2 separate regions of the Homo sapiens genome follow, and region 1 is linked to region 2. A link is a contact called in ENCODE Hi-C or POLR2A ChIA-PET data. All regions are on one chromosome and are shown on one strand. Each heading gives the region's core, a stretch centred on a gene start or an enhancer-like site at or near the end of the contact. The rest is flanking DNA. Distances are from core to core; before and after follow the strand shown. Region 1 overlaps LOC105375592 (a long non-coding RNA gene). Region 2 has its middle 28 kb from the start of INSIG1.

Region 1 (3,341 bases), core at 180-2,679, 58 kb before region 2:
TCTCTGAGTGGATCTCTGTCAAATTTCCCTCTGCCTCCCTCTTAGAAAGACCCATGTGATTGCATTTAAGGCCCACCTAGATACCCACCCCGCCACCTGAAGATCCTTCATTTAATCATAGTCTGCAAAGCCCCTATTTACCACATAAGGCAATACTCACAGGTTCCAGAGATGAGGATGTGGGTGTCTTTGAGGAGAGGGAAAGATGAGAATGTGGGTGTCTTTGGGGAGGGAGAGATGAGGATGTGTGTGTCTTTGGGGAGGGAGAGAAGAGGATGTGGGTGTCTTTGGGGAGAGGGAGAGATGAGGATGTGGGTGTCTTTGGGGAGGGAGAGATGAGGATGTGAGTGTCTTTGGGGAGAGGGAGAGATGAGGATGTGGGTGTCTTTGGGGAGGGAGAGATGAGGATGTGAGTGTCTTTGGGGAGAGGGAGAGATGAGGATGTGGGTGTCTTTGGGGAGGGAGAGATGAGGATGTGAGTGTCTTTGGGTGGAGGGAGAGATGAGGATGTGGGTGTCTTTGGGGAGGGAGAGATGAGGATGTGAGTGTCTTTGGGGAGAGGGAGAGATGAGGATGTGGGTGTCTTTGGGGAGGGAGAGATGAGGATGTGAGTGTCTTTGGGGAGAGAGAGAGATGAGGATGTGAGTGTCTTTGCGGAGAGGGAGAGATGAGGATTTGGGCGTCTTTGTCGAGGGAGAGATGAGGATGCGATTTTCTTTGGGGAGAGGGAGAGATGAGGATGTGGGTGTCTTTGGGGGGAGGGAGAGATGAGGATGTGGGCGTCTGGGGGGGGGGAGAGATGAGGATGTGGGTGTCTTTGGGGAGTGAGAGTTGAGGATGTGGGTGTCTTTGGGGAGAGGGAGAGATGAGGCTGTGGTTTCTTTGGGGAGAGGAGAAGATGGGGATGTGAGTGTCTTGGGGAGGGAGAGATGACCATGTGAGTGTCTTTGGGGAGAGGGAGAGATGAGTTTTTCGTGTCTTTGGGGAGGGAGAGATGAGGATGTGAGTGTCTTTGGGGAGAGGGAGAGATGAGGATGTGGGTGTCTTTGGGGAGGGAGAGATCAGGATGTGAGTGTCTTTGGGGAGGGAGAGATGAGAATGTGGGTGTCTTTGGGGAGGGAGAGATGAGGATGTGGGTGTCTTTGGGGAGGGAAAGATGAGGCTGTGAGTGTCTTTGTGGAGGGAGAGATGATGTGGGTGTCTCTGGGAGGAGGGAGAGATGAGGATGTAGGTGTCTTTGGGGAGAGGGAGAGATGAGGATGTGGGTGTCTTTGGGGAGGGAGAGATGAGGATGTGGGTGTCTTTGGGGAGAGGGAGAGATGAGGATGTGGGTGTCTTTGGGGAGGGAGAGATGAGGATGTGTGTGTCTTTGGGGAGAGGGAGAGATGAGGATGTGGTTGTCTCTGGGGGGAGGGAGAGATGAGGATGTGGGTGTCTTTGGGGAGAGGGAGAGATGAGGATGTGGGTGTCTTTGGGGAGGGAGAGATGAGGATGTGGGTGTCTCTGGGGGGAGGGGAGAGATGAGGATGTGAATGTCTTTGGGGAGGGAGAGATGAGGATGTGGGTGTCTTTGGGGAGGGAGAGATGAGGATGTGGGTGTCTTTGGGGAGAGGGAGAGATGAGGATGTGGGTGTCTTTGGGGAGGGAGAGATGAGGATGTGGGTGTCTTTGGGGAGAGGGAGAGCCACCACACACAGTGAATCAATTCTTTAAAAAGCAAATTTCTTATTCGTAATCACGATAATAATCCTTAACAGCTATTTTGAAAGTTGGGACAATTTGAAAAGTTACTTTCCCGATGGAAGTGAGATTAGAATACTTTAGATGATAAACCAACCAAGGGCAAGAACACTGGAAAAAGGTAACTCTGGATTCAGGCAACAGACACACTAGACAGCCTTGGGAGCCCGTGTCAGATGGTACAATGCTGTGGCTGCTCACCTGGCTGAGGGCCACACACCTTTCAGGTAGCAGAGGTGCCTGAGAGACCCTGCTCCCCTAGTCTAGGCACATGCCTCCAGTCTGGACACACACCCGGGGTGGTCTGAGCAGGGGTCTGCTTGGCCTAAGCCAATCAGCAGTGCCCACCCCGTCTCTGGGAAGGGACCTGGGGAGGCTCAGCGGCGGAGTGCCCAGTGATCCTCCGCATGACGCTTGGACCCATCCCACCCAGGACAGAGGATGGTGGCCTGTGGACCGTGCACCCAAGGCCTTGGAGAGGGAGGGCTGGGGCTGGCATGGGAGGCATGCTTAGGGATCCTGTAGGGGGAGGGACTGCAAAACGGGGCTTGGTGTGGTTGGGATGGGGCTCAGGGCTGTGAGAGTGGCTAGGAGGTGTATTTAGGGCGGGGCTGGTAGGCAGGGCTAGGAGGTGTTTGGGGGTGGGGCCGTGCCCATGGCCAGGCTGTGCACAGGGAGCCCAGGTGCCTGGCTGTGGTTAGGGTGCAGGTTGGGAGGGTGTGATTTGGGCATGGGACTGGGAGGGGGTTTCAGGTCTGGGTCTGGTCGGAGGTCAGAGGTGGGGGTGGAGGTTGGGATCATGGGTGGGGCTGGTGCAGCTGGTGTGGTAAGGGCAGGGTCAGGGCCGGGACAGGGTCAGGGTTGGGGGAGAGAGGGGGGCACTGGGGTATCTCCCAGTTAACTCCCTTCGGTGGTACAGAGTGTCTTTGTTATCATTACCAGTCTTCAGGAGTCCCCATCACTGGCTCCCACCACGGTGAGATGTCTGTCCTGGCACATGAGTCCTGAAGTCGCCCCTGACTTGAGGTGACCTGGGCCAACTTTCAGCTTTCTGTCCAGGTGGAGGAGGGAGGAAGGAATCTCATACCATTACTCTATGCAGTAGCTCAGAGATAATATACTTAATTTTGTAGCTATATAAATCTGTGTGATAAAGACTCCAGAAATAGCAAGGACTCATGGCCGTAAGAACATCCTTTTAGAAACACTGAATGTGCATGCTTTCCACCTTCTCTGTGGTGTTGCAGGCCTGGCATTCTGGTGGCCAGTGTGCCTGCTTTCCTGGGGTTCCCTGCAGTCTTGTGGGTGCCTGCTGTCTTGGGGGCCCCTGCTGTCTTGGTGCCTGCTGTCTTGGGGCTCCCTGAGGTCTCGAGGGTGCCTGCTGTCTTGGGGGCCCCTGCAGTCTTGGTGGCGCCTGCTGTCTTAGGTGCCCCTGCTGTCTGGGGGTTCCCTGCTGTCTTGGGTGTATCTGCTTTCTTGGGGACCCCGGCCATGAGAGAATGTACAGAACCCCTTCTGAAAGGACCCAGGGCCCTGCACATGGGGCCTCTGCTTCTTGGGTGAGCAGGGGGCAGGGGCCCCATATGGTTGCCCCCTAGGAA
Region 2 (2,982 bases), core at 284-2,783:
GGACTCCATGATGTGGAAGGGACTCTCAGTCCTGCCCACACCCAAAATGGGGGCTCGCCTTGGCCTCCCAGAAGTGCTGGGATTACGTGTGGGAGCCGCGACACCTGGCCAACTTTTCCATTTGAATGAAGTATAGCTTTATCATTTCCTTTGAGAGTGGGATCGATTGTTAATTCATTTTTTCTTTAAGACAGGAATGTATTCACTCTTGAAAAAGGTTTTACACCTCTTTACACTGAGAGGTTTACCTTTTTGACCTTGTTACGTAAAGTAAGAAAAATAAGTTCATTCAAGAAAGTTTTAAATAAATCCATATCTGATAGAAAACTGAATATCTGGAGTGCAGCCTTAGCCTCCGTAATGACATCATATTCTTCTAAGAAATATCCCCTGGGACTCCCATCAAAGACAGAATGATGGTTTTGACCCAGTGTGACATTTGTTTTATTTTGTCCTTTTGATTTCTGACACTGTAAGTACATCCATAATCCATTGAGGGATAAGGACACTTACATACTTTGCTGAAAAAATAAATATCATGAAATTACCTTAAAATTATTTCTATAATTGCTCTCTTCTATGATGATCATTGAAGGCCAATTCTGTTGCTATAAAAACTCTACTGATACATTATTCTCCATGTGTGTATTGGGGTTGATAATCAATGAGATCAAAAGTCAGGCCTATCAGTGGAAGAAACTGATAAGAAATTGTGGCTTCCTCTGTTCCTTGTCACCCTGTGTTTTTCTGGCATTATTTACATTTACACCAAATCGTGCAGGTGGAACTCTTTTTTTGTGGTTGAGAAATACATTAAGTTGCTACAATTCAAGAAGTTTCTTCTGGGTTTGTCAGAACGGATGTTTTGCAATGACAAGAGAAAAGTTTTTCTCACCTGAATGATGAGTGGAAAATAGTGGCTGTTTATGTGGGACTGTACCTGGTGACACTCGACATTATGTTTAATTTCTTTATTTTTATTGTTGAGGCAGAGTTGTGCTCTTGTCATCCAGGCTGGAGTGCAATGTCACAATCTTGGCTCACTGCAACCTCCGCCTCCTGGATTCAAACGATTCTCCTGCCTCAGCCTCCTGAGTAGCTGAAAAGACAGGCACCCATCACTACGCCCAGCTAATTTTTGTATTTTTAGTAGAAATGGGGTTTCACCATGTTGGCCAGGCTGGTCTCGAACTCCTGACCTCAGAAGATCCACCCACCTCGGCCTCTCGAAGTGCTGGGATTATAGGTATGAGTCACTGTGCTCGGCTTATGTTTAATTTCTATAGATGTGACACATTTGGGTGCCAGTGGTCCCACCTGCAGATCGCGGGTCATTTGCATTTGCTGCCACCCCTACTGCAAAATGACCTCTGCTTTTGTTTCCCTGCCCTGCCCTTCACTCCTGGTGCCGTCACGTGGAGATGTTTGGAGGAGACCGAGAGTGTGCTGTCGGCACGCATCGTCCGTGAAGCAATGGGGCAGAGTTCATCCCTTACTTCAACCTATGCATCGCTGTTTTGTGCATCGTCATAAAAACAACACATTCCAAATGCACTGTCATGGGCTTGGAAGGAAAATAATAAAGAAAACAAACCCCAAATGAAATTGCACAATGTCTAGAGTGTCTTCAGTGCGTTTTCTTCTGCCTTAAAAAACCAACCAAACAAAAGCGACCTACTTGAGACCATACAATGAGGCAGACACTGGATGTTTAGCTCCCAGCCCCTGACCCCCCTGCCGGCCTGGCAAGGTGAATCTTGGGGATATACAGACCTCCCAGCTGCCCTGGTTGCTGGGTGCAGGTGCAGGACCCAGACTCAGCCAACAGCACACACAGCCAGCTCTAAAGTGGAAGCTGGTGGCACAAGGCAAAAGGCCAGCATCCTTGGCTTCGGAGGTGGCTTCATCCCCTCTTCAGGAGCAGTGGGTCAGTGGCACTGGGCCCGTGTCCAGTCCTGACCTGTGCTGGCCCTGGAGCTGCAGTATTGCTGCCCCCCAGGCCCCTGGCTGGGCTCCTGGTCCTGCTGCTGCTCGGCCTCTCCCTCGTTTCTGACTCACGTCTGAGCCGGGTTCTCCAGCAGTTCTGTGAATTACTCCCAATATGAGATTTTCAATTAGTCTCATATTGGCTTAAATCTGCTGGAGTCAGTTTCTGTTGCTTGCAGCTAAGAACCTGCCTGATGGACATAACAGAGACAGTTTCAGGACCTGAACTTCTCATTTAACTGCATGTCTTCATTAGCTTGGATTTTTCTCTCGTCAGAGCTTCCTCGTGTGAACACTTTGGTTCATTCTTCCTTACTATTTATCATTGCAAGCACATATATGGGCCTTGCTCTGTGCCAGGCACAACCCTAAATTCTCAGTGTATGTTAGCTCCACTCTGCACAATGCAACCAAGTGGGTTCTGTTATCATTGGCACCGTACAGACCACAAAACCGATACGCATTGTAAAAAGGGGCCCACTTGGAAAGGGGTGAGAAGAAAAACAACAGTTCCCTCCCCATTCTCTAACCCCACCTTTGTATCAAACCTAAAGTAGACATAATTTTACATCAGCCTCTTCCAGCAGAAAACAGAATGGATCCAATTCAGGCTTCCACTGCTAAGTGCAAACCCAGCACTTTGGGTTGAAACTCTTCTGGATGTAAAGTTTGGATTTCTTTCATAGGAAAGTTATGAATGAGGTCACAATGGAGCCAGCTCCAGTGTCTACTGCAGCTCCTGCCCCAGTTCCTGTTGGTGGAAGCTGTGATCTCAGCCTGGGTAGAAAGATGAGAGGCCAGGGCAGGGGGTGGTGGAGATGTCATGGGATGAGGCATCAGGAGACCAGGCTGGGTCTTGATCTGCTATCCTTGCTGTGTGACTATGGAGAGGCCCTTTTCCCCTCTGGCCGAGGTGCCTGTATTAGTCTGTTCTCACAATGTTAATAAAGACATACCCAAGACTGGGTAACTTATAAAGGAAAGAGGTTTAATTGA

Evidence for each region. Hi-C counts contacts between places; a loop is a spot of excess contacts on that map. ChIA-PET counts read pairs that join two places held with the same protein, here RNA polymerase II (POLR2A). Pooled maps may share reads with other maps.
Region 1: a map of Right ventricle myocardium superior shows a loop between it and region 2 (4-fold over the local background). The contact joins two enhancer-like sites. A Hi-C loop is called at or near these places in 1 of 168 maps with a recorded cell type or tissue (Right ventricle myocardium superior) and 2 of 50 pooled maps. POLR2A ChIA-PET finds 5 or more read pairs at or near these places in 3 of 52 experiments (BJ, H1 and WTC11).

What each region holds. Positions count from the first base shown.
Region 1 is chr7:155,326,844-155,330,184 of GRCh38, reverse strand. All of the region lies in intron 2 of LOC105375592 (a long non-coding RNA gene), which reads left to right. Among named protein-coding and RNA genes, the nearest start is that of INSIG1-DT, 30 kb to the right of the region's middle. Within about 2 kb of position 1,429, at least 2 of the 41 ENCODE cell types and tissues checked have a DNase peak (open chromatin) inside an H3K27ac peak, as active enhancers do.
Region 2 is chr7:155,268,887-155,271,868 of GRCh38, reverse strand. No RefSeq gene overlaps it. Among named protein-coding and RNA genes, the nearest start is that of INSIG1, 28 kb to the left of the region's middle. RefSeq lists an enhancer at 1,388-1,888. Within about 2 kb of position 1,533, at least 2 of the 41 ENCODE cell types and tissues checked have a DNase peak (open chromatin) inside an H3K27ac peak, as active enhancers do.